Linked DNA regions of Homo sapiens: region 2 is linked to region 1. The links are chromatin loops, found by intact Hi-C in ENCODE. Cell type or tissue: sigmoid colon. All regions are shown on one strand. Each heading gives the region's core, and the rest is flanking DNA. Links, peaks and the distances in the headings are about the cores only.

The links. Peaks named below come from ENCODE experiments on the same cell type or tissue, not always from the same donor. Only the 100,000 strongest peaks of a DNase experiment are listed, where the experiment ranks them.
Region 2: it touches region 1 in a loop (10-fold over the local background); 10 of 110 quality-filtered maps call a loop at or near these places.

What each region holds. Positions count from the first base shown.
Region 1 is chr17:11,305,817-11,322,492 of GRCh38, forward strand. All of the region lies in intron 2 of SHISA6 (shisa family member 6), which reads left to right. LOC124903929 (a long non-coding RNA gene) reads right to left here and starts at 6,810. Exons shown (of 2, transcript XR_007065623.1): 1 at 6,715-6,810; 2 at 2,705-2,971. In sigmoid colon, for the core only: no CTCF peak of the experiment used is centred there; no DNase peak of the experiment used is centred there.
Region 2 is chr17:10,695,856-10,712,482 of GRCh38, forward strand. ADPRM (ADP-ribose/CDP-alcohol diphosphatase, manganese dependent) reads left to right here and starts at 1,739. Exons shown (of 4, transcript NM_020233.5): 1 at 1,739-1,812; 2 at 9,055-9,672; 3 at 10,583-10,699; 4 at 14,979-15,703. The coding sequence starts at 9,072. The coding sequence ends at 15,289. SCO1 (synthesis of cytochrome C oxidase 1) reads right to left here and starts at 1,678. Exons shown (of 6, transcript NM_004589.4): 1 at 1,380-1,678. The coding sequence starts at 1,652. It also overlaps a transcript of TMEM220 not described here. RefSeq lists enhancers at 655-1,478, 1,479-2,303, 1,597-1,891, 1,607-1,656 and a silencer at 1,777-2,106. In sigmoid colon, for the core only: no CTCF peak of the experiment used is centred there; no DNase peak of the experiment used is centred there.

The sequences.
Region 1 (16,676 bases), core at 3,504-11,503:
AGCGGAGGCCAACAGCTAGGGAGGCTGGGAGATGGGGTGGACTGTCCAGCTGATGGCCAGGCTCTGATTTTATTACCACAGAGAAAGGGAGAAGGCATTATTTGTGGGCAGTTAGTGGTCTTCACTGTCATAGTCAGCGCCTCTGAACACCAGATGCCTGTGCGTACCCTTCTTCTTACAAACAGGACATCTGCCACCGTGCCCCAAAGCAAACAACCCCACCAAACCTCATCAGCTATGAAGACCTGAAAAAATAGCTCATTTTACTGAATGCTGACAGTGTACTAAGTGTTTTATAAATTGTTGCTTATTCACTGCAAACCATATACCACTAATTAGGTTGATCTTACCTAGGTCTGAGTTCAGGATCCCTGGATCTTAAGCAATTCTCCTCTCATGAGGTCTGGATTCCCGATCCAGAGGTTGAAAAAGGAAAGTAAGTGATCTCAGCCTTCCCCCACCACAAGCCTTCATCCATCTCCCCAAGACCTCCCCATACAGGATGCAATGGTGGAGCAGAGCCGAACAATTCACAAGAACAGTTTCCATTGAGAAAAGAGAAGGAGGGCCACAGAGCTGGGCCACAGCAATGATGGGCTTCTGCTGGGTAGAAATTGCCTTGAGAGTGGAGGAGGTTTCTGATTGAGACCCTGGTTCCGCTCTCTGGGAAGCATGCCCTTGTTTATGGCCATGATATACTGTGTCCACTGTATTCATCCTTGGGGTCTTCGTTTGTGTCCTCTGTGACTGCACCTGAGTGGGCATTGGTGAGCCCGCCCTTTGGAGTCTGAAAACTTCGTTACTTGCTTATTTTTTGGATGTGATAAGGGCTGTGGTGGCTTTAGGCACAGAACAGTCACAGGTTTTTTCAGGCCCAGTCCAGTCCTTCTTTGGCAATAAATTCCCACAGATGACTTAATAGGCTTCTGGTCTACTTGCTTCCTGTCAGTTCCATGTTCCAGCAACTGCACTTAGTATTCTTTCCTAGACATCGCTCTTAAATCTGCTTTATCCTTTGCTTCTTTGACCTATCCCCATCTCCTTTATTTCCATGGTGACTTGTCCCATCCAAAACCAGCCGTAGGAGTTGGTGGAAAGGGAAGGCAACATCCTTAAGTTGATCTTTGCCTAAAAGATGCCTCTGAAAGAAGGCTTTGAAGAAAGCAGTGTATCTCCTGATGTTCAGAATATGGAAGCAGATGGCATTTCAAGCCCTGTTTCTCGCAACCCCCCAGTGGAAAAATTTTATTTCTTCTATATCTCTTTGCAAAATAACCTTTAAGACAGTGCCATATATTTATTTATTTATTTTTGTTTGTTTGTTTTCTTTTTTTTTCTTTTTTTCTTTTTTTTTTATTATACTTTAAGTTTTAGGGATATATTTAGTACTCTGTTGTCTGTACCAGTTAGAGTCTAAGTTGCTCTACTCAAGAGATCTCCAAATGCAGTGGCTCTATTGAGATAACTGTTGCTTACACAACTATCTGAGTTTCAGGTTGACAATGAGCTCTGCTCCATGCATTAGCTTGGGGAGCTAGGTTTCTTCCATATTGTTCGCCTGCCTTCATTAAGTCATTGTCCGTGTCTGCATAGCCAAAGCTGGGTTCCAGTGTCAATTCTCCAGCTTATCGGAAGAGGAAAGCAAGAGGAAGGAAGCAGGTCCATCATCTCTCAGCTTTCAGCCCAGACGTGGCTCACAGTACTCTTATTCATCTTTCTTAGTTGAGCTCATAGGCACATAGCCACACCTAACAGCAAGGGAGGCTGGGGAATGGAGTGTGTGTCTGGCCACCTGTGTGTCAGGTTATTGTTCTCCTACCATGGAAGACGGGGAGAATGGATTGGGATGGACATTGAGCAGTGTGCATCATTCATGCTGTTTGCATAAAGTCTATGCTCTCATGAAGTTTACCTTGACTTGAGGTAAACAAATATTCCAATTCATAGTATAACTTCACATAATGGTACATGCTATGGAGAAAAATAATGTGAGTAAAGGGATATTGAATAACGAAAATTGTTACATAGATAGGATTGGAGGACCCTTAGAAATGCCAGCCCAGCCTTTCATTTTACAGATGAGAATGTTGAAGGTAGAATAACTAAGAAGTGTTTAGTATCAACAAGCAAATGAAAGGAGTGTACTAGAAAAAAGGCAGTTTCTTCCGGTGCCTCCAAATAATACAGCGGAGTTTGGTGTCTGAGCTGTTGTCCTGATGGTCTGACTTTGGTGGGGTAAGGAAGTGGGCACTAGGGAGGTTGATGCCCAGGTCACCAAAATCTATCATGGAAGGGCAGGGTTAGGGGGCCTTTAGAAATGCTGGCCCAATCTCTGATTTTATAGGTGAGAAACCTGCAGTCCAGAGGGACGAACCATCTGCCCTGAATTTCCTTAGTGTTTTGGCTTTTTCACAATTTCTGTTCAGGAAGATGGCCATGTAACAGGCAGAAATGCCAGGGTGGAGAAGGCACAGCTAAAGAAGCAAACTGCCAGAATTCCATCAGGGTGATCCCAGCTCCCTAAACACACAAACATCTGCCTCTGCCCAACCCTTCCTCCTAACCTCATATGTGCACAGGAATGCAGCAAATTAACCTCCTGGAAATGGCAGGAGCGTGGTTTTCTCCCTTCTGCATCCAAGGATACCAACGGAGCTTTCTCTTTTCCCCTCTACCAAAGGCCACAGTATCTCAGACTTCCCAGTACAATTTCCAGAGTGCTTTATTAAATAACTCACTAAACACCCCAGATACTGTGATCGGCTACGTTCGCTAAGCCCTCCTCATTTCACAAGCTGATCCAAAAAGCAATCAAGTTTGTCCAGCATGATTTGTTCTTTAATAAAGAAACTCTGCGATCTCACAGCTGATCTTTGCCCAGGGCTCAGGCTGCAACCAATACTTGAGTTCTGTTGGGTAAGTATCCACAGGGGAATCTCTCCATGCTCGGTGGCTGCGATGCAGGCAACAGCTGTAAAGAAAATGCTTTGTTATGTAAAGGGAAGAACAGGCAACCTTTCAGAGTCAGACTGGAAGGCACAGTGGCAAATTAGTTCGGTAAACCTGTAGGCTCTCAGTTTCATACTTTCACCAGATACTAAACTTCCAAAGATTGGGCACTGCCAGTGGAGCACGAATCATCCACGTGGCTTTTTAAATTTTTTTTGAGACAGGGTCTTGCTCTGTCACCCAGGCTGGAATGCAGTGGCACCATTATAGCTCACTGCAGCCCCAAACTCCTAGGCTCAAGCAATCCTCCTCCCTCAGCCTCCCGAGTAGCTGGGACTACAAGTGCATGCCACCATGCTTAGCCAATTTAAAAAATGATTTTAGAGATGGGGTCTTGCTATGCTGCCCAGGCTGGTCTTGAACTCCTAGACTCCAAGGATCCTTCTGCCTCAGCCTCCCAAGTAGCTGGAATTACAGGCTCAAGCCAACACGCCCCACTCCACATGAAGCAAGTGTTTGCTGGCAGAAGTTATACAGAACTGGCCTTCATCATTTAGGGAGAATAAGTTACTAGTTGGGCCTAATTGCAGCTTGTTTTCTGTAATAATTTCAGTCGATGAATATGATTGTTTCTCATGTGGAACCTGTATCTATTCTGTAGGAGATCCATCTTATCAGTGACCAATCTGTTGTGTTTCTTCTTTTGGAAGCAGGAAGATAACCTGAGAACCTGGATTGGGCCATTCCCTGCTTTTCCTTTTTTGTTCTCTTACTTTCTGATGCTTTGATGTTTTAACTTCTGATGTTAGATTTTTACCCTCTTGTGGGTGATAACTGAATTCTGTGCAGTGGCCATACTCTAAGGCATCATCAATAATTTACAGAGTGGTTTGTCAATAACTTTAGCTCTTTATTAAATCAAGTGAATAGATGTTCCCTATGCAAGCATTTGCTTTGCCCCGGCTTTGTGTGATAACTTTGGCAGCTCACTTTAGAAAAAGTGCTTGTTTCTCTTTTAAGGTTCTTCCTGTACAGAGAGATTTCTGTGCTTTATCTTGATTTTGGATTTCCTTTCCCCATTTTCAAATCTGGAATATAAGTGTCAAGAAAAGGGATTTGGTCATTCATTCACTCACTTATTGAGGCATTGTCCTCAGCTGCATGGCCAAAGCTGAACTGCAGCATGAGGACATCCAGCACTTTTCAGGCTTCAGCCCAGAAGTGGCTCATGGTACTTAATCACCTTTCTTAGGTGAGATCCTAGGCTCATGGCCACATCTGACAGCAAGGGAGGCTGGGGAGTGGAGTGTGTCTGGCTAGCCATGTGTGTTAGGCTGCAGTTATACCACAGAAGATGGGGAGAGTGGATTGGGATGGACAGTCTCCATTATACATGCTATTTTCTTACTGTCTTGACTTGAGGAGGTAAACAAATATTCAAATTCATAATGACTCTGTGTGCCAGGCACTGTTTTAGGGTTGAGACTACCAGAATGAGCAAAATCTGTTTACATATGTGTCATAATACTGCTGTCAACCCAAGGCTGTTGACAATCAATAGACAACTAAGTCCATTGTATAACTTCACATAATGGCAAACTGTATGAAGGGAAATAATGCAGGTTAGGGGATATAAGATGATCAAAATTGCTGCTCAGGGTGGTCGAGAATGACAAAGCCAGAGAATGCAATGCCCTGAGACTGGCCTGCAGTTGAGTTGTTTGAGGAACATCAAGGAGTCCTGAATGGCTGGAACAGAAGGAGCATGAGGAGACAGAAGAAATGAGGTCACTAGAGCCCATCATGAAAGACCTCGTGGGCCAGAGGAAAGCTCTGGACTTTATTCTAAATGAGATGGGAAGCTCTTAGAGGGTTAGGGGCAAGGAACAGACAAGATCATATTTATGCTTTAAAAAGATCACCTCTGGGCTGGGCGCGGTGGCTCATGCCTATAATCCCAGCACTTTGGGAGGCCGAGGTGGGCAGATCACAAGGTCAGGAGTTCGAGACCAACCTGACCGACATGGTGAAACCTGGTCTCTACTAAAAATACAAAAATTAGGCTGGGCGCTGTGGCTCACGCCTGTAATCCCAGCACTTTGGGGGGCCTAGGTGGGCGCATCACAAGGTCAGGAGATCGAGACCATCCTGGCTAACGTGGTGAAACCCTGTCTCTACTAAAAATAGAAAAAATTAGCCAGTGTGGTGGCAGGTGCCTGTAGTCCCAGCTACTCAGGAGGCTAAGGCAGGAGAATGGCGTGAACCCAGGAGGCGGAGCTTGCAGTGAGCTGAGATTGCGCCACTGTACTCCAGCCTGGGTGACTGAGCGAGACTCCATCTCAAAAAAAAAAAAAAAAAAAAAAAAAATTAGCCGGGTGTGGTGGCAGGCGCCTGTAGTTCCAGCTACTCAGGAGGCTGAGGCAGGAGAATCGCCTGAACCTGGAAGGCAGAGGTTGCAGTGAGCCAATATCGCACCACTGCACTCTAGCCTGGGAGGCAGAGCAAGACTTCGTCAAAAAAAAAAAAAAAAAAAAACCGACAAACAAAAAAAATCACCTCTGGCTGTTGTGTGGACAGGAAACTAAGTATTTTCTTTGGAATCTTTGCATTTATGCAGGTGAGATTTTCTTGTTTGTTACTATATGATGTGGCAGGTCTTGGAGTCATGGCTATACTAGTAAAATGCATTGGAAAATGTATTACAAATCTGTTGTAACACAATACTAGTCCAATGAATTGGAATGCTTACCTCTTTTTTCCTTAGCAGCATAAGTATAAGGCATTCCTTGAAGCTTCAAAACCTCTTTTGTGGGGGAACAAATTTGGAAAATTCTTTCATAATCAACAGTGTTTTATGTTTTTTAAATTATACTTTAAAAAATAGCACACCCATTTTATTGGCATTTTCATATAACTACTCTGATGAGTTTTAATCTCTCCATTGTTAATTATATTTTCTTTCTTATTGCTAGAGATAGCTAGCTAGATATTTAGATTTCTTTTCTTTTCTTTTCTTTTCTTTTTTTTTGAGACAGAGTCTCACTCTGTTGCCCAGGCTGGAGTGCAGTGGGGCGATCTTGGCTCACTGCAAACTCCGTCTGCCGGGTTCAAGCGATTCTTCTGCCTCAGTGTCCCGAGTAGCTGGGATTACAGGTATGTGCCACCACGCCTGGCTAATTTTTGTATTTTTAGTAGAAATGGGGTTTTGCCATGTTGTCCAGGTTAGTCTCGAACTCCTGACCTCATGATTCGCCTGCCTGGGCCTCCCAAAATGCTGAGATTACAGGTGTGAGCCACCACACCCAGCTGTTATTTTTTCTTTTGTTGATAAAATATGTCAGAAATTATAACGCTTTACTTATTTTTTTTGGTCACTGAACTAAGTTTAGGACTTATTTATTACTTACATGTTTTCTAAATGTATTAATTGCCACTTTTATCCATTAATCCTTTTCTCTTCATTTCCCTGAGTTTTATTATCTAATATACTGTGTTGAGGGCTTAATTAATTTATTATCATGTTTTTGTTTAATTATTAAATTATAAAAACTATGAATTTCCTTCTTATAACAACCCTTTTCACATTTTGTAATTTTTGCTATGTATTATTCTCACTGTTTGTTATGGTTTTTAATTAGTCAATTTGTTTACCTCTTTAATACAAAAGTTACTTAAGATTGTATTTTTCTGAAAATAATATCTGTTGCTTTGAAAACGCACTTCATCTATAAATGAATAGGCTAAAAAGCAAAATATACCACTCACCTCCTTTTTTACTCCTAGATCAATGATTCCTTAGTTGTCCAAAGGGATCACTACCTTTAAGAGGAAGCATCCAAAGAGACCTTGTCCAAACACATATAAAACAATATAAGCATATATGGTTTTGTCAAAATGAAGTAATATCATAGATGTCCTCCCAATTTCTTTATTTATTCAGGAATAAGCTATGGCAGTATCCATAGTTCTATTTCATTCTTTTTAAATGGTCATTTTATAATATGGAATAAATGTATCAAATCATTCCCCTACCAGTGAGCATATAGGCATCTAGGTTGTCGTTTTTTAAAAACAATATATATTCTCCTTGTGCACTTGTGCAAAATTTGTATAGAATGCTAGATCAAAATTACTCCCATTTTTTCTTTTTATAGGTAAAGGCGTTGATGTGCTTATAAACTCTGTCAAACAAACAAACAAAAACAACGATTTGATTTGTACCATTTGCCAATTTCCCTGGTGTAAAAATTCCCACCATGGGCAACTTCAAGCTACCAACTCCTCTAAAAAATATTCTTAAATATTTAACTACAGACTTGTGTAAGCCAGTTCAAATCAATTCCATCTGATCCTAGCACACCACTTCAAAAAGCTGAATTGCCTCTAAAATTATTGGGTTAGTATATACTCATGCAGTATCTGGTAGTGCACCTCTCTCTATAACTTCAGTAACCCTGAATGTTAAGAATTTTTCTATTTTTCCAATCTGAGTTTTAAAAATTGTATTTCACTGTTGTTTAGTTTGCTTTTCTTTTCATGTGTTTAAATACCACTTATATGTCTTCTATGAATAGCTTATTCATATTATTTTCCTACCCTCTTTTTTAAATTCAACAACATTTTGAGTCCTTTCTACATACTGTGAATTCCTGTAGCTGCTAAGGATAGAAAAGCGAACAAGATGGATTCTTTTCTCTGTTCTAGTAAAGGTATTCTAGGGACATGATATCCAGAAACGAGTAATCAGACAGACAAAATTATTGCAAATTGGAAGCAAACTATGAAGGTGGGAGCTATACATGGAAGCTAAACTAGAAATTAAAAGGGGCATCTCTTTTAACCGTTACCTTTTGGGAAGCCCTCCCTGGGGAGGCGGCATTTAAGCAGGGATTTGAAGGGTATGGAGGAGTCAGCCAGGTCAACAGGGTGAGCTGACAACTGGGAAATTGAGGTGGTGTTGCTAAGCCTTCCAAACAGCAGCAACAATCTCTGCAATCTTTCTGAGAACTCAGGGAGATTAGGGAAGACCAGCAAGTCAAGAGCCTGGTGATGCTGGAGGAGAGATGAGTAAGATGAAGACGGAGAGAGAGAGAGAGAAGGACCAGGGTTGGATGGCCGGCCACTGAAGGTTTTTAGGTAGAGAATGATGTAATGCTATTGAAAATAAAGATATACTAATATCTTTTACAACTGTGCATAGAATAGATTATAGAGAGGCAAAAGAGGTATCTGGGAGTCAGTGAAAAGAGACTGTGCTGTGATCATCCCAGTGAACAGCTCAGAGAGTCCCATTCAAACTGAACTCTGTGCTCTGCTGTTACTGACAGCCCTGTGGACCAAACTGACAGACTATGCCCTTGTTTCTTTATTGGTTTTTAGGAGTATTTTAGAAAATAGATACATTTTGGTTACTATTTAAGTTGCAAATATTTTTCCATAGTTGATTATAACCTATTTCATGATTCAAAGTATTAACATTTTAAATTTTCATGAAGTTGGGTTTGTTCATTTTTTCCTTTATTGGTGCTGAGTATTTTTTTGTCACATTAGGAAGAGCTTCCCCTCTGCAAATTTATAAAATATGCTTGCATGTTTTTTTCTTTCAATGTCTATATTGGGGGAAAAAACTTTAGATTTTAAAATGAATCTGTAAATTACTTTGGTCTATAAATAAGGTAGGAAACTAAGATATATATTATATATATATTTGTGAATATATACATGTTCACTGTGTACTTTTACGTCATTCCATACTGTTTTTTCATTTTTTTGTTTTTTTTTTTTTTTGAGATGGAGTCCCGCTCTTGTTCCCCAGGCTCGAGTACAATGGCACAGTCTCGGCTCACTGCAACCTCCGTCTCCCGGATTCAAGCAATTCTCCTGCCTCAGCCTCCCAAGTAGCTAGGATTACAGCTGACCACCTCCACGCCTGGCTAATTTTGTTTTTTATTTTTAGTAGAGACGGGGTTTCACCATATTGGCCAGGCTGGTCTCGAACTCCTGACCTCAGGTGATCCACCCGCCTCGGCCTCCCAAAGTGCTGAGACTACAGGGGTGAGCCACTGCACCTGGCCCATGCTCGTTTTTTCAATTGGAGCTCTATAATCCATTTTGATGTCTGGAAGTGTAAATCACCCCTCATCAGATTCTTTTACAAAATATTACTGGTTGTTCATGTGCATCCACTTCTCTTTATGACTTCTAGAATCAGTTTGTTCAAGTTTTATTTTTAAATAAATCAGTGAGATTTTAGAAGGGGACATGAATGGAATTCATAGCTTAATGTGGGGCAGATTGACATTTTAAACATCTTGAGTTTTCATATCCAGAAATATGTCTTTTCAGTTGTTCAGACTTTCCTTCTTGTCCCTTTGGCAAAATTTTCAGTTTTTAATCCTAGTGTTCTGATACTTCCCTTGTGTTTATTACAAGGCATTTTATCATTTTTCTTATTAAATAAATGGAGTTATTTTTCATTGGATTTTGCCAGTATGTGGGGAAAGTTATTGATTTTTCTGTGTTTTTCTGTAACTTTATTGAATTTTCTTCCTAGTTTTAATAGTGGTTCAGTTGACTGCCTTGGATTTTGTAAGTAAACTGTCGTATCACCTGCAAAGAATGACAGCTATGCCTCTTCTATTTCAATATTTATTTCTCTTCTTTTTTTTCTTATTACATTGATTCCGACCTCTTTAAAAAAAGAGAAATATAGCGGTAACAGGCATCCCTTATAGAAATGTCTTCTGGGACACATCACTTAGTTAATCTTTACAGGTTACAAAAAAATGGCTTTTTACTAAAAAGTGACTTTTCAGATTACAATATTGACATTTAAAAAAGATTTTTTTAAAAAATAACTTTTTCTGCACTTCGAATGATCATACGATATTTCTTTTTTATGTCATGAATTATATAACATATTTTGATTTTCCATTCTTGAACTTTCCCTGCATTCCTAGAATTAATTCACCTTGGCCTTGATGCTTTATTGTATTACTACACTGATAATTTGTTTGCCAACATTTTATTCAGATATTTTCCCATCAAAATTTGGTTTGGTTTAGGTATGAGAGCCAAACATAGAGTTCTGAGATTTCCCTTATATTTATTACAAGACATTTTATCATCTAGACTTAAAAATCACTGAATTTTTTGTTAATCATTTTTTATGCTCTGAAGTGGTTTAAATAACAAAAGTGATATATATTATTTAAAAGTTGTATCAAACTCCATCATCAAGTGATCTGGTGCATTTTGAGGAAAGTCACTCTTTGCCTATCTGCTCATTATCTTCATTGCTACTGACACATTAATTTTCATTATATCCTGAGCTAATTTTGTCTAGTTTATCTAATGCTTGGAATTTATTGATATAAAGTTGAACATAGTGTTTTTAAAAAAAAAATTAGTTGTAAAGTTTTCACAGTAACTCTTGTTACTTTTGCTTTGCCATTTCTGATGTTGTGTGGGCTCATGTGAGTTTACTTTCTTTAGCTAAGACCAGTTTTTCTGTTTTATTTACTGGACTTTTCAGTAAACAAGGTTTGGGTTTGATTTTCAGGTCTTTTTTTTTTTTTTTTTGTATTCAATGGGAATCTCCTTGCATTTCCATTAGTTCCATCCTTCTCTCTGTCTCTCTCTCTCTCTCTCTCTCTTTTTTTTTTTTTTTTTTTGAGACGGAGTCTTGCTCTGTCGCCTAGGCTGGAATGCAGTGGCGTGATCTTGGCTCACTGCAACCTCTACCTCCTGGGTTCAAGTGATTCTCCTGCCTCAGCCTCCCAAGTAATGGGGATTACAGGTGCGTGCCACCACGCCCGGCTAATTTTTTGTATTTTTACTAGAGATGGGGTTTCACCATCTTAGCCAGGATGGTCTCGATCTCCTAACCTAGTGACTCGCCCACCTCGGCCTCCCAAAGTGTTGGGATTATAGGAGTGAGCTACCACGCCCGGCCCATCCTTCTCTTTTATGTAGACTTAGTTTCGTTCATTCTTATTTTCTTACAAATGTATTTAAGTTGATAACTTTTCCTCTGAGTTAGACTTTGGCCACATCTCCTAGACTTTGAAATATAGCAGGAGTTTGTTTTATTATTTTTTAAATGATGTGTAATTTTAGCTTAATGTCCTATTTTACATAAAAATTACTTGGAAGAGTTTTTATGTTTACATTAGAAAATATTCCAGACAGTTATGATTTTGGCTGTTACTCACTAATATGTATTTTAATTTGAGAATGAGCTCCTGTTACCATTTCTACATTGAGAGGCTTATTGATATTTTTTTCTGGCTTAATGACTGATTTTTCTAAATGTTTTATAGATGTTTGGAAAATACATATTTTATGTTTATATGGCTACCTGTTTTTGTGTATAATTTATATATCTTATTTACTATTTGGCTCTATATTTTAAAAACCTTAGTGAATTATTATGTCTTTTGTCATAATTGTAGTTTTGTCAAACTCTCTTTTATTTCTTTGAATTTTGCTTTAAATGTTTCTCTATTGTATTTTATTTTTGTTCAAAAAAATTTATGATTGCTATTACTTTGGTTTATAGTTTTTACCAAAATGCAGTATTTGTTTTTATCTGTTTTGATGCTTTTTTTTTGCCTTGTATTATCTGTTACCTAATATTTCTAGTCCTGATTTCTTATTGATCATAAACATATAGTTTATCTTTGTTCAGCACTTTTTCTGCTTTTCTGTATCATTTTGTTTATAGAATATATATACATAAATACACATATGTATATTTGGTGGTTGTTTGTTTTTACTTCTTAGGAATCCTTGAAAAATAATTGAATTGCATTTCACAACCGCAGTTTAAATAATTATTTCGATTTTGTTTTTTTTAAACTTTGTTTTTGTTTTGCTTACTTACTTGGGTGCCTGTCTGCCTGTTTTTCTTCCTTTCTTCCCTCCCTCCGTTCTTTCCTTCTTTTGCTTTTATTTTTGTTTCTATTTTGGTAGTCTTCTTTCCGTTTTAAAAACAGATTGAATATTTGGTTGGCAAATTCTATGAGTGTTTATATTTCTGAAAAAATTCTTTATTTTATTATTCTAGATATAATTATTTTAATTCTTTTTGTTAACTTTTTTTATTATAGCAAAATTTTAGACAAATACAAATATATGGGGGTGGTAAGGTAAACCCTTTTTACTTATCCCTCAGCCATTCTTGGCTTATCTAACCTGTCCCTGCCACTCATTCCACCTGGATTATTACACTTCTGCATTGGATTATTTTGCAGCAAATCACAGACATCACATAATTTAATCCATAAATAGTAAATTTTTTTTATGTATTTCTGAAAGACAAAAAGACAAAGGCACTTTTTGAAAATATAATCACAGTGCCATTATCACAGGAAAAAATGGAGCATTACTTCCTTAGCACATTGAAATTAGATTCAAATTATCTGAACTTCAACACTTTGAAATCATCGTTCCATTGTTTTATGACACCTAGTTTTGCAGCTGAGAAGTATAATACTAATCTCTCTTTGTAACTGCCTTTAGTCTTGCTTTTCGGAAACTGGCAATATTTGCTTTTTTTACTTGGGATTTACATATTTCATGTATTTCCTTATCTTGTGAGCTCCGACCACACTAGGCCTCGTTTGGCTTCGTCCTGTGCCAAGCCACAGGGCCTTTGCACAAGCTGTTCCATCTTCTTAGAATGCTGTCTTCACATGTACCATCTGCCACCCCCTAGGAGGTTCTTTCAATGTGAGCCTGTCCCCTGCTTCCCTGACTGGCTACCTGGGCACCCTCCTGGCTTGCACTGCTATAACACCATTTACCTGTTCCTGGTTGCTCTTATCAGAACTGCAAATGTGCATTTTATGTATGTACGTATGTGTTTAGGTATAATATCTATTTTTCCTACTACCATAAGCTCCATGAGAGTAGGGACTGTGTCTGTTTTTACTCTTCGTTGCATATGCAGTATCTACCATCGTTCTTCACATTTGATAAACGTTTATTAAATGCTTGAATTTTTGGAGGAATAAATGACAAATATCCTCATAAGGTATTCAGTGTCTTTATTATGTAAATGACTTTGGATTTTTTTTCATTCCGTCCTTTTCTGTCCCTGCTCCTAGAATTCTCATTAGAAGGATATTCGATTTTGCTCAAACTATCTGCAGTGGCTTTTAACTTTTCTCTCATAATTTGGATCTGTTATCCTTTTGGCTAGAGTCTACTAATTTGTACTTCAACCTGGTCTATTCTAGTATTCAGCTCTTCATTGGTTTTTGTTTTTATTATATTTTATTTTCTAAGACCTGTATTTCTTCTTATGTTTTTTTTTTTTTTTTTTCCTTGAGATGGAGTCTCGCTCTGTCACCCAGGCTGGAGTGTAATGGCATGATCTTGGCTCACTGCAACCTCCGCCTCCCGGGTTCAATCGATTCTCCTGCCTCAGCCTCCCAAGTAGCTGGGATTACAGGCCTGTGCCACCACGCCTGGCTAATTTTTGTATTTTTAGTGGAGACGGGGTTTCACCATGTTGGCCAGGCTAGTCTCGAACTCCTGACCTCAGGTGATCCACCCGCCTCGCCCTTCCAAAGTGCCGGGATTATGGGTGTGAGCCCCACAGCCAGACTGTATTTCTTATTAATAAGAGGGTATGGTTGTGTCTGGTGTAATAGTCTCTCAAAGGTCTCTGAGAATACTGATTTTACTTGTTTTAAACTTGTTTTCTGTTTCTTGAGTTCACTCTATCTTCAGGGATTCTTTAGTTGGTTCGCTCTGATACATCTTTTTCATACTGCTGTTCTCCTTGAGGAGTTGCAAATGTGGATTGCCTTCTTACTTTTAAAATTAATACTCTAACCATCTAAATAAGTCATGTTTGACTAGCCTTCTTTTACAAATTGAAAGAAAATGATAACATAGTAGCTTTATGATTATTCAAATTCTTCTAATTCTCCCTCTTTGAGGATATAAACACTGTTCAAAATGTATTCAATTCCTTAAAGTGTTTAGCTAACATGAAGTGAGAACCACATTGCTAGTCATTGGAGACAGACATGAATAGGTTTCTGTTCTTTTCCTTATCAGTTCGGTTAAGTAAGGCAGAAAGTACATGTAAACAGGTCACAATACTGCAGTGTTAAAAACAATTATGACAGCGGATTGCCTAAAAAGAAAACTAGAAGACAAGAATTTGGAAAAGTTCTAAAACGTTTGAAAGGGAAAATCAGTGGCTATTTCCTTTTTGTGTCCCTAGGGTTCTGAAAATCAGTGGCTATTTCCTTTTTGTGTCCCTAGGGTTCTGAAAGATAGTAAATACTTCATGTTTAATAGATGAACTGGCATTCAGGGAATGAGGAAATTAATGTAGGCTGTTGGAGCAGAAGTCTTCTATTTCTTAAGTAAATATTTTCAATCATTTATGTGGACATAGTGAAGAAAACTATTCTGAACCTTAGTTGTATCTCGACTCTTTTGGGTACATTGTAGATAGCTTTGATGCTTAACAATTAAGTGACAAATAAGCTGTTTCAGAGAAATTGGGAAGCAATAGGTCTTAATTCCCCAGTCTGTAATTCCCTGGTGTTTGTGCATGGGGGGTGGGGCTGGTATAAGAGAGAGAGAGAAGAGGCTGGGTGCTGTGGCTCATGCCTGTAATCCCAGCACTTTAGGAGCCTGAGGCAGGTGGATCATGAGGTCAGGAGTTCAAGACCAGCCTGGCTAACATGGTGAAATCCCGTCTCTACTAAAAATACAAAAATTAGCTGGGTGTGGTGGTGGGCACCTGTAATCCCAGCTACTCAGGAGGCTGTGGCAGGAGAATCATTTGAACTCTGGAGGTGGAGGCTTCAGTGAGCCAAAATTGTGCCATTGCACTCCAGCCTGGGCAACAAGAGCGAAACTCCATCACCAAAAAAAAAAAGAGAGAGAGAGAGAGAGAGAAGAAACCAAGGAGGAGGAGGAGCAGCAGCAGCCGGAGCAAAACACAGGCAACTAAAGGGACATCTGTGAGAAGCACTCATTTTTAGAGCCTACATCCTTTTCTTTTGCATGACATAATAATGCCTTCAGGAGGCAGAGAACTCATGTATGGGTGTGACATACCTTGTTTTCCAGAGAATCATCATTTTGTGAAAATGTATCATCTGAGTGTAATTCAGGGTGGGAAATGTGATACCAGACAGATCATATACAGATGTAGATTCCAGAAAATGCTCTTTCATGTCTGTATTAAACTTAGAAATTTGGATTGCTTTTTTAAAACACTAAATACCTACTTAATATCACATAAACAAAGTGGCGTATATTTTTCTCACCAAATAAGAGGGATGAAGTATTTATGAAGCAGCTCAGTGATATACTAGCCAGCATCTTTGTCATTGTATTGGCCTTGATCCTCAAGTCACAAGTTATCTACTATAGTGCCATGCATCACTTTTATAGTTGAGGTAGGGTTAATGGAGATATAGGATTTTAGCTATATGTATCGTATGTATCAGGAAAGCTAATGCAGTGTCAGGAAGTTTCTGTTCATACCTCTACCTCAGAACTAGATTATATGGCCACTCTTAGCTGCAAGAGAGGCTAGTAACATGAATGGTTAACATTTCCAGCTTCTTTAGGAAAGGTAGGCAAACAAGAAAAGGAATGAGAATGAATTCTGGATTGGCAACCAACAATATTAGTCAGGGATTTGAGATTTTGCACGGTAGATTATTTGCATCTTTCTACTTGTAGCTTGTCTATGACTTTATTTTTAAAAAGCATCAATTACAAAAACGTATAGGTAGGTCTTGTTTTTGTAGCTAGTCTCACAATCCTTGCCTTTTAATTGCACTGTTTTACTTGTATCTAATGTAATTATTTATATAGTTGAGTTTCAATCTACTATCTTGTTATTTATTTTCTAGCTGGTCCCTCCGTTTTTTGTTTCTTTGTTGATCCTTTTCAGGCTAATCAAGTTTTTGCTGCTATTGTTGTTTTGTTCTTTGCTTGGATTCCATTTCTTCTATAGCAAGCTTGTCCAACCTGTGGCCCACAGGCTGCATGAAGCCCAGGATGGCTTTGAATGTGGCCCAACACAAATTCCTAAACTGTCTTAAAACATTGAGAGTTTTTTGTAATTTTTTTTTCAGCTCATCAGCTATTGTTAGTGTTAGTGTATTTTATGTGTGGCTCAAGACAATTCTTCTTCTTCCATTGTGGCCCAGGAAAGCCAAAAGATTGGACACCCTTCTTCTATAGGCTTTTAAAGTAATTTAAAACTTAAGTTGTTTAAGTTTAAACAACTCTTTTTGTGGTTGCTCTAGGGATTATGTCTCTTTAATTTATCAGTATCTACCATTACTATGAGTTAACATTATTTTCATGTGCAATGTAAGGTTTTTTCAGCAGTATTATCCTACTTATATCCCTTCCATCCTTTGTCTATTGGTGACATAAGTTTTACTCTTACATATGTTCTAAGCCCCACTCTACATTGTTTCACCTTTTTTTTCAGTCAAAGAACGTAAAAAAGAAAAAAAGAGTTTTTTGTATTTATCTATATATTTACCATTTCCAGGACTTGTTTTCCTCACCTAGATATTCAGGTTTCCCCTTGGCTCTATTTCCATTTAGTAGAAAGAAATTTCTTTACAATTTCTTATAGAGTGAATCTGCTGGTGATAAATTCTCTTAACTTGTATTTATCTGAAAACATCTCTTTTGCCTTGCCCTTAATTTTTAAATTTTATCTATATCTT
Region 2 (16,627 bases), core at 8,328-16,327, 610 kb before region 1:
TAAAAATTCTAGTAAGATGCAAACATTTAACCATACAAACTTATTAAAGTAGTTTTTAATATACATACACACAGGCCATGATGTTAAATGTGCAAAATGTTTCAGGGATGAGAAAATGCTCAAAGTTTCTGTGGATGCAGTTAGGTCTGGGATCTGAACTACAAAGGCATTCATCTCCAGGGGAAAGTTCCCTAAGTCAGTTCTCTTCATGTAAATAAAAAAAAAAAAAAAAAAAAAAAAAAGCTCAAGTACCACGATTGTTACTATGTGTGACCCTAGCTCCAGTAATGACTTTAAAACCAATTATGGCCGGGCGCGGTGGGTCACGCCTGTAATCCCAGCACTTTGGGAGGCGGAGGCGGGTGGATCACCTGAGGTCGGGAGTTTGAGACCAGCATGGCCAACATGGTGAAACCCCATCTCCACTGAAAATACAAAAATTAGCCGGGCGTGGTAGCGGACCCCTCTAAACCCAGCTACACGGGAGGCTGAGGCAGGAGAATCGCTTGAACCCGGGAGGCGGACGTTGCAGTGGGCCGAGATAGGGCCACTGCACTCCAGCCTGGGCAAAAGAGCAAAACTCCGTCTCAAAACAAAAACCAAAATCCAAAAACACACACACAAAAAACAATTATCTGCTTATGCTGATACTGAGATAAATAGACCAAACGAAATTTGGGAGGTTAACTTAACTCTGGCTTCCAGAAGTAACAATGCCAAAGTAGAAGAGGAATCTAAAAGTGGAGCTTCTTGCAAATTACACCCATTATTTCTTTGTACCCTTATTCAACTCCCCAAATGAAGATGATGTTGGCCAACTAGACTAGGCCTAACTCATTAACCTTCCCGTAGCTCCAAAAACCCACTTCTCTTACCACAGGGTAGTGGCTCTCAAGTTATTTCTGGGTCAGAATTAGAACTCGAGAGAACCCCAAGAAAAAGGCAGATCCACACATAACTAAGTTCCACTTTTTGTTTCAATTTCAACGTATACATGGAACTCTGGATGGGGCTCAAGTGACAAATTATAAAAGTCCTCTGACTTCTCAATCACGGTAAACTTTAGGTTCATACCCTTAAGAAAACCTGAAACTTAATTTTTTTTTTTTTTTTGATGGAAACGCTAACATAAAATCCAAGTCGGGGCATCCAGCCACGTGGAGAGGGTGTAAAGTCTCAAGTTCTCTGTGGAGAACTGGGACTACCCGCAAGGCACGGGAAATGTAGGATGAAATTCCATGACCCAGGTAAGGCGCGCAAGCTAAGGACAACTTTAGGGGAGGCGGAGTAGTGTCTGAGGTTACGACCAAGTGGGATGTGGCCGCTGGGCTGGCCGACAGCCGCGACGAGCACCAGAAGGGTTCCAGGTGTGCACTCACCCCGGGCTTCGAGGGGCGCGTGGAGTCTCCGGGGCCCTTCTGCGACCACGGGGGTGGCGGCCTCGCAGTGCTGAGGGGCCGGGTTCCCAGGCAATAGCCAGGGCGCCCCGAGGCACGCCACGCCTCCGCTTGCCGCGCGCAGAACTGCCTCAGCAAGACTCTCGCAGTCCCCTCGGCTGGGCCCCAAAACTCGAGTCCGCGAGGCAAGAAGCGCCAAAGTTGGCCACCCAGAGGCCGCATAACTCGTCCGGGTACTAGGACCAGCATCGCCATGAGCCTCGGAGACCGGGTCTCCTTTGACCCTCCCCGCGATTTCCGGTAGCGTTCCGCTTCCTCCGGAAGTCGGAAGGAGTCGCTCTGTCCGTCCCGCTCGTTGGTGGCGCTGTTACATAGCCCGTAGTCAGAGGCCTTTCAGCCCAGGGGCCGGCGCACGGTAGGTAGTTCCCTGCGGCTGGAGGCGGGTCTGGCGCGGGCTGGGCGGTGCTGCGGGGCCGCGGGACAGCGGAGCGCCGGGAAGGGGGCTGCCTTAGGGGTCCAGGTGCGCGGCTGGGCCGAGGCAAGGCGGCCCCAAGCGCTGGGGGCCCCCGCTTTGGTCGTGGGCTTCGGTGACCACAGCTAGCTCCTCGCGCCGGGGACACCCCCACCTCGGAAGAGAGAACACACTGCCTAGAGACCCACGGGACTGGGCAGCCCCCATAACCCTACCTTGTCTGGCCGACTTTGTCAACCTCGTCCTGCCGGCCAAGAGGAAGTGCCAGAATGTTGACTCCTTTACATCTTTGAAATAGAAACCGACCCATTGCGATTGAAATAGTCTTTAACTTAAAAAAAATTGCTAATTAGGATAATTTGAGTGGTTAGGGCGGTCTGGAAGAACTTTAAATGCCCAGCGCTTCTAGTTATTTAACATTATAATGTAACCTAATTAATAAAGCATAGCAGTGTGTAAAGAAATATAGACAGCATGATATCCCATCCGTTAACTTAGTCTTCCTGGGTCCCAGTTTCTTAAAATACTCTCACGGACTCCCTTGCTCCCTACAGTTTCGTTATTTGAAGTTTGTTATGGGTTCCTCATCTGGAACTGCTTATGTTCCTTGTTAATGAGGCCAAGAGCATTCGTAGGTTTTTCGTTCTTTGTGAAAGTCTAACTTCATTTCATCTGCCTTTATTTATATCTTAATATCCGCAATATTAACCACTCCCTCCCCGCCCCTACCTCGGTGGTTGCTTTACAAAATACAGAGAAATAAAAAAAGGAAAATCGTCCTCTAATTATCTTCCTTAACTACAGATCCCGCTCCTGTGTGGCTTTTTTTTCCCCCATGGGACCGACTCTGAGTAGGAGAAACTCGTGCTCTGATGATTGTTGGACCAGAGCATGGTTGGTTTGCTTGTTTTCTATGAGTTAGCCAAACTAGCCAACTGTTCTGTTCTCTAACCCAGTAACGGAACATAGTGTTACCTGTGTTTCTTGATTCGCGGTTGGACTAGAATTTTCAGAAATTTCTGCCAAAGTTCTTAAATGTTTGTTCAGCACTTCAAGTCGTTAATCAAACTATTTTTTTCTATCTTATAGTTGCCTGTGGGTAGGATTTTTGCTCTTTTATCTTTGTGTATTTGTTTGCCCAGGGATAATTTTTTCTTGTAATTGACAAAAAGACATAAAAGTACCTTGTGTAGTCAGGCAGATAGCATACAAAATTATTGTTCATCTCTGATTGCCCAATTGTAGGTTACCTGATCAGCCACCCAAATTAAGATTGAAGTCAGTGTTTCTACCTGATCTATTAAATTTTATTTGCTAAAGTGCTTCTTTTAGTAGCAACTTCTTCATATTAATTTTATAATATTAAATAAAATGCTATCATTGAAAACAGTTCTTGGGGCCAGATGTGGTGGCTCACGCCTGTAATCCCATCACTTTGGGAGGCTGAGGTGAGTGGGTCACTGGAGCCTAGGAGTTTGAAGCTGCAGTGAGCTGTGATCGGGCCACTGCCTTCCAGTCTGGGCAACAAAGCAAGACTCTGCCTCTAAAAAATAAATAAAATAAATATAAAATATAGTTCCTGGCTCAAAGTAGGTGTTTTATAACTGCATTTTGGATGAATTGCTAGTAACACCTGAGCCTGATGGCAAGGACCCATGAAACTTTAGTGCCAGAAGGCGCCTACAGTGTTATCCCTTATAGACCTTATCACTTTTATTACTGCTGTGAAACCACCAAAGTCACCAAATGAGGTTTATGTTTTGTTTTCCAAGTTAGATATTTTTCTTTTCTTTCTTTTTTTTTTTTTTTTTTTTTTGAGACAAAGTCTCCCTCTGTCGCCCAAGCTGGAGTGTGCAGTGGTGCGATCTCAGCTCACTGCAACCTCCGCCTCCTGGGTTCAAGCGATTCTCTTGCCTCATCCTCCCGTGTAGCTGGGACTAGAGGTGCGTGCCACCAGGCCTGTCTAATTTAAAAAATATATATATTTTTAGTAGAGACAGTGTTTCACCATGTTAGCTAGGACGGTCTCGATTTCCTGACATCGTGATCTGCCCGCCTCGGCCTCCCAAAGTGCTAGGATTACAGGCTTGCGCCACCACACCCGGCCCCAATTTAGATATTTTTCTTGAGAGAAGCAGGGCATGGATTAGTATCATCTGATATTGGTTCTATCAATAGTGATCAGATTTTGTTCTTGACATAACTTTAGGCTGGTTTGACTGGGGACAGCTAGGCCCTAACTTTTGTGAACTTCCCAGCACCCTAATGTGTTTACTTCATTTTTGTTCCAGGCCCCTGCCCCTTGTGCCTAACTCCTAACCACAAACATTTCCTGCCCCAACTTAACTTTCCTTTTGGTATGGTATCTGCGTAGAAAACATATGCTGCACCCTTAGGCTAGGAGCCTCTGTTACAATAGTTTCTCCTAACAAAGTCTCTCTTTATTAATCTCTAGACTTTCCCTGCTGCCCCCTTCACCTTTGACAATAGAGTGAAGAAATCATACTCTTTTCAGGGTAGAGCTACTTCTTTTACAAGTTCATTATTGATGCTTGAAGGCTTTCCACAAGGAACTTCAGCCTTCTGCCAATCTTAAGTATTGGAAAAGTTTTATTAGTATGATCTTATAGCAACTTTTCAGTAATTAAGCATCCTTGGGTATGGGAGGCCTGAGGCAGGTGGATCACTTGAGCTCAGGAGCTTGAGACCAGCCTGGGCAACATGGCAAAACCCTATTAGTATGATCTTGTAGTAACTTTTCAGTAATTAAGCATCCTTGGGTATGGGAGGCCTGAGGCAGGTGGATCACTTGAGCTCAGGAGCTTGAGACCAGCCTGGGCAACATGGCAAAACCCTATCTCTACAAAAGAAAAAAAAAAAAAAGCCAAAAAAAGTCAGGTGTGGTGGTACATGCCTGTAGTCTTAGCTACCAGGGAGGCTGAATTAGGAGGATCACTTGAGCCCAGGAAGTCGAGGCTACAGTGAGCCATGATCGCACCACTGCACTCCAGCTTGCGCAGTAGAGCCAGACCCTGTCTCAGGAAAAAAAAAAAAAAAAAAATCTCTCATGCCTAAGGTAGTTTTCTCAAAATACTGGCTGCTTATCCTGTACTATGACATGATAGGAATTTTGAGAGCAACTCTTGTAAACTTTTCTACATTATTCTCTTCTATTAAAATGTTGCAGTAGTTTCAGTTATGAGGCTCATTAGACAGATTTTCAGATATATAATTTTAAAATTATTTTCTTAACATGCGTATAGTACTTTATGGTTTAGAGATTTACAGAGTAATAGTTTACTGTGATCATAACTCAGTTGAAGCTCACGATAACCTATTGAGGGTTATTTTGCTTCAGGAAACACGAGGACTATAATTCAGTTCTGGGTTTTTCATTTCAAAGGGTTCAGCACTTCATAATACCTCTTTAAAACTTAGACAGCGTAGCATGTAATAAATGGTGCAGGCAAACTTTGAAAACAAAGTTCACTAAAAACTTGCCATTCTCCTTTCTATTCAAAAGCGAAATATTTCCTTAGGTCTTCTAATTTTTCCAGATTTGATTTTCTCTAAAGTTTTGAATTTTCTTTTTTAAAAAAACTTTATGTATACTTTTTTTTTTTTGAGATGGAGTCTCGCTCTGTTGCCCAGGCTGGAGTGCAGTGGCGCGATCTCGGCTCACTGCAAGCTCCGCCTCCCAGGTTCACACCATTCTCCTGCCTCAGCCTCCTGAGTAGCTGGGACTACAGGCGCCTGCCACCACACCCGGCTAATTTTTGTATTTTTAGTAGAGATGGGGTTTCACCATGTTAGCCAGGATGGTCTCGATCTCCTGACCTCGTGATCCGCCCACCTTGGCCTCCCAAAGTGCTGGGATTACAGGCGTGAGCCACCACGCCTGGCCTATATGTACATTTTTAAACACACATAAAAGTAGTTAGAATAAACTTCATGCACCCATTTCTAGCTTCCACAATTATCCTGTACTCACTGATTTTTTTGTGTGTCTGTATTTGATGGAGGGAGGGAGCTATTTTGAAAACATTTCCTGACATTAGAATGCTTATTAATTCTAAGTTTCCTCACTGGAGGTGGCTTTGAGTTTTTGATCTCTCTGTTCACCAGGACCAATCTTTCTGAGCTCCCCCTACATGTCCCTGAACCAAGAAAGGAAAGGCTAAACTCGCCAGGAGAGTCAATTCCCTGACCACCTGGTTCTTTTTGCACTGCCGTACTCACTTCTGATCCTATCTTTCCCTGAATATGTTTCTGAAATCTGAAATGGCCCCAAATCAGAAATTTGAGCACCAACATGAAGCTCAAAGGAAATGTTAATTGGAGCATTTTGGATTTTGGATTTTCAGATCAGGAATGCTCAACTGTTAAGTATATTCCAAAATCTGAAAAAGTCCGAAATCTAAAACACTTCTGGTCCCAAGCATTTTGGATAAGGAGATACTAACCTTATTTTTAAAAGCCATGTATATTCAACACTTTGGATCTCTCTTTTTACCCCAGAACACATCGCTGTTTTGAAGTGTGTGCCCCTTGGTGCTTCTCTCCACATTAACTTTCCTTAAAAATTGCCAGTTCTTAGGATAGCCTTGAGTTTTTCTAAACTGAACTTGTTCCAGTGGAAGGTGTATTTGAGAGGATTTTGGTATCAAATGACAGAAAATCAATTTGATTTAGCTTTAAGCCCAGGAGAATTTATGTGCTGACATGTGTAACTAAATGACCAGTGTTCTAGCAGGGACAGGTGAATTTAGGTATTCAACTAATGTTTTCAGAAATCTCCATCTTTCCATCATTCAGAATTGTTTCTTTCTATGTTGGATTTCTTGTCAGTTCATTTTCTCCAAAAATTGAAGCCTTAGTTTATCAGCGTTTGTAGTAGTGGCAGTGCCTGTCCCAGGGCTGATGCTTATTGTGACCCAGGTTGAGTTACATGCCTACCCCTAACTGGCCAGAGGAAACTGGGTTTTTACGGGCCAGGTCTGGGCCATGTGTCTGCTATTTCACTTCCCCAGCCAGTGAATGGGGTTGGAGGTCAGACCACAAGAACTGAGAGTGGGGAATTGGATAAATGCCTAGAGAAAAATTGGGTGCTGTCACCTTAAGAACAGGAAATGAATGCTGGGTAGGCAAAAATAACAGCTGTCCACTGGAGAGAAGATCCAATTCATTGGGACTAAATCCCCTCTAGGAGATCCACAATACATATTATCACCATAAAGGCTCTGAGTTTAAAGATAAAAACAAGCTCACTTGGCAGGGGATAAGATCACCCCCAGAAATAGTTTTCTCTTAAGAGTTAATATAACTCTTAATGGTTAATATAACCTTAATGGTTAATATCACCAAGGTTAATACAACCTTGGTGATAATATTCATGTTATATACTTGCTAAGTTATCTTCTGATTTGATTCTTCTATTAATCTGAACTTGGAATCGCAAATATTTGAAACCTAACATAAGGCTAAAGATTTTTAAACTGACTTAGATGGATTTTTGTCCTGTAATTGTATTGAAGTTACCCACTTTTCAAATCAGATTACCTCTCATTTATACACCCTCATACATACTGACTTGATATCTAATGAGATTTTCAGGTAGGGGCTGCAGGAAGAAATGGGCAAATTAAAAAAAAGTATGAGAACACCATGTTTAAGGATTTCCATCTCTTTCTGGTGCTGTTACCTATTTTAGGGCTAGTTATACCCAACCAGATTAAGGAAGAAAGTAGCTGAAACTCATAATTAGGTGGATTAAAGAGTGTATCATTAGTAACAACAGTTTTAGGATGAAAAGAGGCCCCTAATTCTCAAATAAGTCAAATTGAAGTCTTATCCTTATTCCAATTGTGGAGTTGTTCTTTTCATCTCTTATAGGAGTACTCTTAGAGTTGGGATTTTACATGTCCACAGAGGATTAAGTAGGAACTCTGTAGATATATTTGTCAAATGACTAGAGATGGGGAGTCTGAAAGTAATTTTAGAAAGTCAAATGAATTTTTAGGTTTTAAATAATTCAGACACCACAGCAACAGTTTATTACTATAGTCTTTATGACAAAAATCGTTGACAATTTAGAATCTTGGCCTTTGAGTTTTGTTTGAATCATTAGCGTTCTGGGCTCTTTTAAGAGATTATAATTTACAGTTTAAACAATCGAATAATAGTTTTTTCAAGTTTAAATCTTGCTCTTTTTGGCCACTGAGGCAGGGCAGAGATCATTTGTAAGAAGAAAAGATTTCATATTTTTGGTTTTGATTGTGGGGTAGCTTAATATTCAAGTTAAAAAGAAAAAAAAATCCTGGTTCAAATTAGGATCCAGGGCTGGGTGTGGTGTCTCTTACCTGTAATCCCAGCTACTTGGGAGGCTGAGGTGGAAGGATTGCTTGAGCCCAGGAGTCCACGACCAGCCTGGGCAACATAGTGAGACCCTGTCAAAAACAAAAACAAAAACCACAAACAAAGCAAATTTTAATCCCAGCTATTGAAGAACCGGGAACCACTGCTCACAGAAATGATAATAGTCATGTCAGTTAGTTTTTGTGCTGGATTTTTGTTGTTGTTTAAAATTATTCCTCTCCTTTCATATCTGCATTGCCTCCCACTCACCTATTCAGATATAAAATATGAGAAACTGGGTGACCTACCCACCAAGGAAGAGAAAAGATTCAGCCTGACACAAAATAACCCATAACAGGAACCTTTTACAAAGTACATACAGTGAATGAATGTAATACACAGCTTTCCAAAAAAAAAAAAAAAAAAAAACTTGAAGTTTTGATAGAATTATTTGGTGTTTGTGGGACAGGGGTATATGTGTGTGCGTGTGCATGTGTGTTTAAAATGAGTATTTCTTAAAAATTAGCAATTATTCCAGATTTAAATTGGGCTTTATTAGCATTAGAATGTCTATTTATTGATAGGATAGTACCTTTTGTAAATTGTTACTCTTCTGAAAGAGTTTATCATCTGTTTTACAGAAGAGAAAGCAAGTGTTTTAGAGGGTTAGTAGTTTAGACCTAAGACTGTTGGGCTCTAAAGCCCACGTACTTTTTCCTGTACCAAGCTGCCTAATGAATTAACCTTTAACATTCCCTTTATCATTTTCTTAAGTGAAATTGGGAAATTAAAACGTTTATAATTTAGTTATCGTCTTTTTACTTTATTTAGAAACCTGTTTGGAGGTTATGGATGATAAACCCAATCCTGAAGCCCTAAGTGACAGTTCAGAGCGTCTTTTCTCCTTTGGCGTCATCGCAGATGTTCAATTTGCAGACTTAGAAGATGGCTTTAATTTCCAAGGAACCAGGCGGCGATACTACAGACATAGTCTTCTTCACTTACAGGGTGCCATTGAAGACTGGAATAATGAAAGCAGCATGCCCTGTTGTGTCCTTCAGCTTGGAGATATCATCGATGGATATAATGCACAGTATAATGCATCCAAAAAGTCCCTAGAACTTGTTATGGACATGTTCAAGAGGCTTAAAGTTCCAGTTCATCATACATGGGGAAACCATGAATTCTATAACTTCAGTAGAGAGTATTTAACACACTCTAAACTTAACACTAAGTTTCTAGAAGATCAGATTGTACATCATCCTGAGACCATGCCTTCAGAAGATTATTATGCTTATCATTTTGTACCATTCCCTAAATTCCGGTTCATTTTACTTGATGCATATGACTTGAGTGTCTTGGGCGTGGATCAGTCTTCTCCAAAATACGAGCAGTGTATGAAGATATTGAGGGAGCACAATCCAAATACGGAACTGAATAGTCCTCAAGGTGAATTATTCCTTTGAGCTGAGAATCTAATAGATTGTCTTTAAATTCTTCAGCTACCTTTTATTCAGCAGGAAGATGGACAATTAAGGTAAAAGTATATTGTCACTTGTTCAGGGTCAGGATTTCTCACAAGCCTTCTCACATGGATTGGTTACAGTTGATTCAAGATTGATTTAACAGATATTTTAAATGCCTATTTTAGGCCAGGCACTTTTTCTAGGGGTAGATATTCCGAGCTGTAAACAATACTAACAATATTACTTTTTTGATGGATGGAATGGAGGGAACAAACACAGTACGTGGGCAAGACAGATGATAAATGAAACAGAAACAAGATTATTTCCACGGTCGTAAGTGCTGCCAAGGAAATAGAGTATGATGTTATAGAGTGTTACGGAAAAGGATTAGGGTTGCTATTTTAGATTAGGTGATTAGGGAAGGTCTCTCCAAGGAGAAAGATATTTAAGCTGAGACCTAAATGACAAGGAGGAGTCTCCCTTGGAATGAATGGGCATAGGGAGTTAGCAGACTGAGGGAAAAACCTGCAAAGGCACTAAATGGAGTAAGACTTGAGCATTGTTGAAGAGCACAGGAAAGGGCCAGTGGGGTACAAGGTGATTTTAGAGTGTAAACGGGGCCAAGAATATGTAGCGGCTGAGTGGACTTAAGAAGTTTGCATTTTTAATATAATGGAAAGCCAGCGAAGTAAGCAGGGGACTGTCAAGAGTGAGATGCAGTGTGATATATATATATATATTTCTCTAAATGCTTGTGATTTCCTATTTTAAGTTGATTGTTGCTAATCAGATATTCCTAAAGAAAAAACAAGTGTCCCTACATTAACTAAATTTGAATGTCCAAATGAGGGGAAAAATGACTTGATGGGGCTAACTTACTGAATTCATTTCAGGACTTTCTGAGCCCCAGTTTGTCCAGTTTAATGGAGGATTCAGCCAAGAACAGCTAAACTGGTTGAATGAAGTGCTAACATTCTCTGACACAAACCAAGAAAAGGTGGTGATTGTGAGTAAGTATTTAATTTATCTGATTACACTAACATTTTAGAGATTGGGAAAAGTTAGGCGTTAAAGCATACTAACAATATTTGTGTTTCGATATCCTCTTTCTATAAAATGGACACTTAGTTTAAAAATTTCTATTGAGAAACCACCTGAATATAAGATTAACATTTAAGGATGAACCAGGAAAAGGTAAATAACAGAAACATCTTGCCATATATTGGAGCCTGTGAGTTGGCCTTTTAGGTTCAAAGTCGAATTTCCTCAAATGAGATCAGTTTATGAAGTAATTTCTTTTTTAAACATTAATATTATTATTGAAATCATTGTAGATTCACGTGCATTTGTAAGAAATAATTCAGAGCAATCACTTATATGCTTTGCTGTTTCCCCCAACATTAACATTTTGTAAAACTTTAGTATAATATCACAAGCAGAATATTGACATTAATACAAAAATAAAAACTCCAGAAGTTTGGCTTTTTCTAAGTTTCTTTTGTTTTTTGTTTTTTGAACCTTCTCTCCATAAGAGAAGCAAGAACCCAAAGGTGAGATGACTTCACCATGATAACTAAGACATAAAAATTACCAAGAAACTTGACTCAAAATTAAGAACAAGCTGAATTCAGCCTGGCCAACATGGTGAAACCCTCTCTCTACTAAAAATACAAAAAAGAAATTAGCAGGGCATGGTGGTGCGTGCCTGTAGTTCCAGCCACTTGGGAGGCTGAGGCAGGAGAGTTGCGTGAACCGGGAGGTGGAGGTTGCAGTGAGCCAAGGTTGTGCCACTGCACTCCAGCCTGGGTGACAAAGCAAGACCCTATCTCAAAAATAAATAAATAAATACATAAATAAATAAAACCAAGCACAAACAAAAAACACCAAGCTGAATTCTAAAGTGTGGAATCCAGGTTGCAATCAGCTTATAAAGGAGCTTGACACCACACTAAACAATTTGTTAGTGGAAGTCATTACCAGGGCTTGGATCCTTTCCTCAAGGTAGGGAAGCCCTGAGTTTCATAAACTCTAATGAAGTAATTTCTAAGTGAGAAATTCAGTTAGGGGACCATACCAAATCTCAGCCTTAGAGACCTGCCTATCAGCAAAGTGGCCACCAAACAGAGGCCACTGCTGCCCAGATGCAGCAAAACTGGTATCACAGGGCATGTGTGCTACAGGCTCGGCTGGCACTGAGCACTGTGCAAGCTGTGCCTCCCACACAGTCACAAGGAAGTTAGATTTGTATTTTCATATAGAATCATTTTTGATGGGTACACTGCCATCAGAGATTGTAGGAATCCAGGGGTGCTTAAAACATACAAGCGTGTATGTGCGCATGGGCACGTGAAAACATACACGGAACTGAATTTGGGTTTGCAGCATGGCTGGGAGACTTGGTTTGGAGGTTGAGATTAGAACCCTTGGTTTAGAGTTAGAATTGATGTGGGATAACAGGTGAGAAGGCTAGACTGAGAGCTGGAAGGACAGGATGCCATTCTGGCTCTGGTTTATATGAACTGTGTAGTCCTGGGCAAATAGCAAACCTACAAACTGCAGTGTTCTCAGTAGTGTATCTAATGAAATTATGAATATGAAACCCCTGGCCAAGCACGGTGACTCACGCCCGTAATCCCAGCACTTTGGAAGGCTGAGGTGGGCAGATCATGAGGTCAGGAGTTCGAGACCAGCCTAGCCAACATGGTGAAACCCCGTCTCTACTAAAAATACAAAAATTAGCCGGGCGTGGTGGCAGGCGCCTGTAATCCCAGCTACTCGGGAGGCTGAGGCAGGAGAATCACCTGAAACCAGAAGGCAGAGGTTGCAGTGAGCCAAGATCACCCCACTGCACTCCAGCCTGGGCAACAAGAGTGAAACTCCGTCTCAAAAAAAAAAAAAAAAAAAAACCTTTGAAAATGATAGGCTATTCAGATAGTTGATTATATAAAACTATATTTCTATCTGTAAAGGTAGTTTTTACTTACTAATCTTCCACTGATGTGGTAAAAACACGTAGAAGGAGCAGAAGTGTTTCTGCTAACACTGGAATACCAGGTGTCATTCAAGGGTTGGAAGAGATGAGTGCCCTTGGGTTGTTGGAATGATGTGACACCTTTTGGCTCTATAATAAGTGGTCTCAGAAACTAGGATACTTCTTGACTTGTGTCTGCTTTTAAGTTTTCCACTCTCAGCCTGTTCTGGAGCTGAAAGGAAGCTAGAGTCATATAGCCAAACCTTTGAATTTTAAAGATAAGGAAACTGAAGCCCAAAGAGACTGAATTGCATAGCAGAATCATGGAGCTGCTGACAGCACTGAGACTAGAATCCATGCTTTATGTCTCCATCCCCTTTCCCATGTGATCCTGTGTTCTTCCCTTTTCTTTTTACTCATGGCGGTACACCTATCTAATTTAGCAGTCTCTTACATTTCTTCTACCATTTGATGTAAGCCTAGAAACTGGAAAAGCAAACTTTTAAAAACGGAATGATTGAAGTTTTCTTTAGTAAAGTTTAAAAGTTAAAGTGTAATAAAAAAATTTTCTTTTGCTTTTTAACTTTCATTATGGCTACTCCAAGGTCATCCTATACCTTTTGAATTTTGGCCGTGCAGTTGGAAGGATAGAATTGCCATTAGCTGAGATAGGGGACACTGCAGGATGAGAAGTGCGAGTGGAGAGGGTAGGGCTTCAGGTTTGGAAATAGAAGTTTCAGATGCCTACTAGACATCAGTGGAGATGTTGAGTGGGCAGTTTGGACATTAGAAGTCTGAAATTCAGAATAGAGATTTGGGCTAGATAATAAACGTGGAAGTTGAAAGAGTGTAGATGACATTTAAGGCATGTAAATCACTAAGAGATCACCAGTGCATTCAGTATAAATAGAGAAGTCCGAGGACCAAGCATTCAGGCACTCCTGGTAAGACGTTGGGGAAATGAGGGGGAACCAGCATAGGAGACTGGAAATTAGTGGCCATTGAAGTTGGGGAAAAACTAGAAAGACACCCCTGGGAGAAACAGTGGTGTCCTGGAATCCAAGTGTTTCAGGGAGAAGGGAACAACTAATGGCGTCAAATGCTGCAGGGACTTGATAGATGAGTCAATATGGCTTCGAGGTGCTGGAAAGCAGCACACGCCTTTGGACGCTTAGCCCTAAGGTGGTAATCAGCACATGTATGCACTTTAAAAAAAAAATTGTATTACAAACAGATATTAAATAGAAGCATGTTTAAATTTTGGAATAAAAATGAACGGTAATAGACAAAAAGTGATTTAATGGGAAGATGCAACGTGAGCTGTACTTCAGAGTGAGAACCGTGGCTTGATCATAGATGTGTTGCTGTCAGAAATTAGAACTTCTCCTAACTCTACTTCCACGTATCTCCTGTGGATGCCAGTATAAATCTTCCCTGTTTTAACTCAGTTTTTCATCTGAAAAGTGGGTATGGCTACCTTGATCTCATGAGTGTTTAAAGTCCCATAAATCAGTTCGGAGGCATTGTTTATGTCAATGACACATAATCCATGGCCCATGCCTAAACTGTTTGTTTATTTATTTATATTTACATTTTTATTTTTTGAGATGGAGTCTCGCTTTGTCACCCAGGCTGAAGTGTGGTGGTGTGATCTTGGCTCACTGCAACCTCCACCTCCCGGGTTCAAGCAGTTCTTCTGCCTCAGCCTCCCGAGTAGCTGGAACTACAGGCACATACCACCACGCCTGGCTAATTTTTGTATTTTTAGTAGAGACAGGGTTTCACCATGTTGTCCAGGCTGGTCTTGAACTCCTGACCTCAGGTGATCCGGCTGCCTTGGCCTCCCAAAGTGTTGGGATTACAGGCATGAGCCACCACACCCAGCCTGTTCTTTTATTTAGTGTTACATCATTCTGTGTATATAACATTCATATTTAAGGAAATCAATTGGATTGGATTCCAGCACAGCATCTGCCCAGTTTCAGGCTGCCTTTGCAGACTGCCCTGCATAGGACACCCTTGATCTTCCTCGGTGTTTCGGCAACTTGAGATGACGTAGGCCTCAGAGATTCAGGGTTTTGCCTCTACAGCAGCCTGTCGCGCCTCATGTGAACTGTCTTACCCTTCTTCTATGCTCCAGAGATGTGGCTGTAGATGGCCTAGTTTTCTTGTGTGTGAATTCTCTCTGGTCTCAGTTCATTTGCATAATGAGATAGCAATTTTTTTTTCTTTTTCTGAGTACTAGCTTTTAGCCATTTATTTTTATAGAAGAGATATTTCTTAATTGGCTCATAACTCTTCTTTTCTTTAACTAACAGGCCATCTTCCCATTTACCCGGACGCCTCTGACAATGTGTGCCTGGCCTGGAACTACAGAGATGCCCTGGCAGTCATTTGGTCTCATGAGTGTGTGGTGTGTTTCTTTGCTGGTCACACCCATGATGGTGGCTACTCTGAGGATCCTTTTGGTGTATACCACGTCAACCTAGAAGGAGTTATTGAAACAGCTCCAGACAGCCAAGCCTTTGGCACAGTTCATGTCTATCCTGACAAAATGATGTTGAAAGGGAGAGGCAGAGTTCCAGATAGAATTATGAATTACAAGAAAGAAAGAGCCTTCCATTGTTAGTCTAATTTATTTTAACTTGATAGAAAATGAGCTTTGTGTTTGTCCCTCCTAAACAAAAAAATAAAAATCCTCTGTCTCATTGTTTAGTATTCAGCTTGCATAACAAAATGTATTTATAGTTTCAGTGTGTGATGGTTGATAAAATACTCAGAAATGTTATTTTGGATCATGTATCCATTGTAAGTTAGAAACAAACCAGGGAGGAAACTGAGGCAGGGGTGTATAGTCCTCATAAGGGGCATATAGTCCTCATGAGGGATCTTATTTGGCCCTACCTGATTTTTTTTAACTTTTTACAAGGAGATTGTATTCACATGTGTTAACTATGTAACTTCAAGTTCAGCATATAAGCTCAGGTAAGCTTTTTCTATTCACCCTGCTGTGTAAATGAGCTTTGGACAATTTCTGCTCAGAACACCTATACTTGGATTTTTATAGGCTTGTATTCCCATTTTGTAAACAAAATTACCAATAGTTATTTCACGGGTAAGCGTGTGGCACTCCCATCCCTGTAAGAAGGGCCTCCAGAAAAGTCATGTAGTCCTCTTGGGATTCATAGGACCAAGTGGCAGTGCAGCCATGTGCCACCTGGCCTGGTCTGTTTGGGCCACCAGCCATTGCTGTGTGAAGCTACAGCAGGTAAATAAATTTACACTGACTCCCTTTATACACTAATGGGACATGTTTAACACCGTTTTCATATATGCTAAGGCTTATGTGTAGAAACATTAGATGGCAAATGGGGACTATTCAGGTGTGGAGAAAGTTTGATTCAGGGCCTAAACAACTATAAGAAATAAGCATGCCTGTTGAATACATGGGCACTATAGGGATATAAAGGAGTGTTAGCTTTCTATGGCTGCTGTAACAAATTCCCACAAACCTGGCGACTTAAACCAACATATACTTGTTCTCTTGCAGTTCTGGAGGTCAGAAGTCTGAAATCATTTCCACTTGGCTGAAACCAAGGTGTTGGCATGGCCATGCTCCCTGAGGAGGGTCTAGGACGAATCCTTTTCCAGCCTCCAGAGCTGTACTTCTTGCATTCTGTGGCTCATGGCCCCTTCTTCTGTCTTCAAAGCCAGCAGTGTAGCATCTTCAAATCTTTCTTTACTGTCGTATCATATTCTCTGCTGTCTGTAGTCAGATCTACTTCAGCCTTCGTCTTGCAAGGACACTTGTGGTAACATTCAGGGCCCAACCAGATAATCCAGGTAACCCCCATCTCAGGGTGGGTTAATCACATCTGCAAAATTTATTTTGTGATATAAGGTAACATATATCCAGGGATTAGGACATGTATCTCTCTGAGGGCCACTGTTCAGCTGACCACAGAGG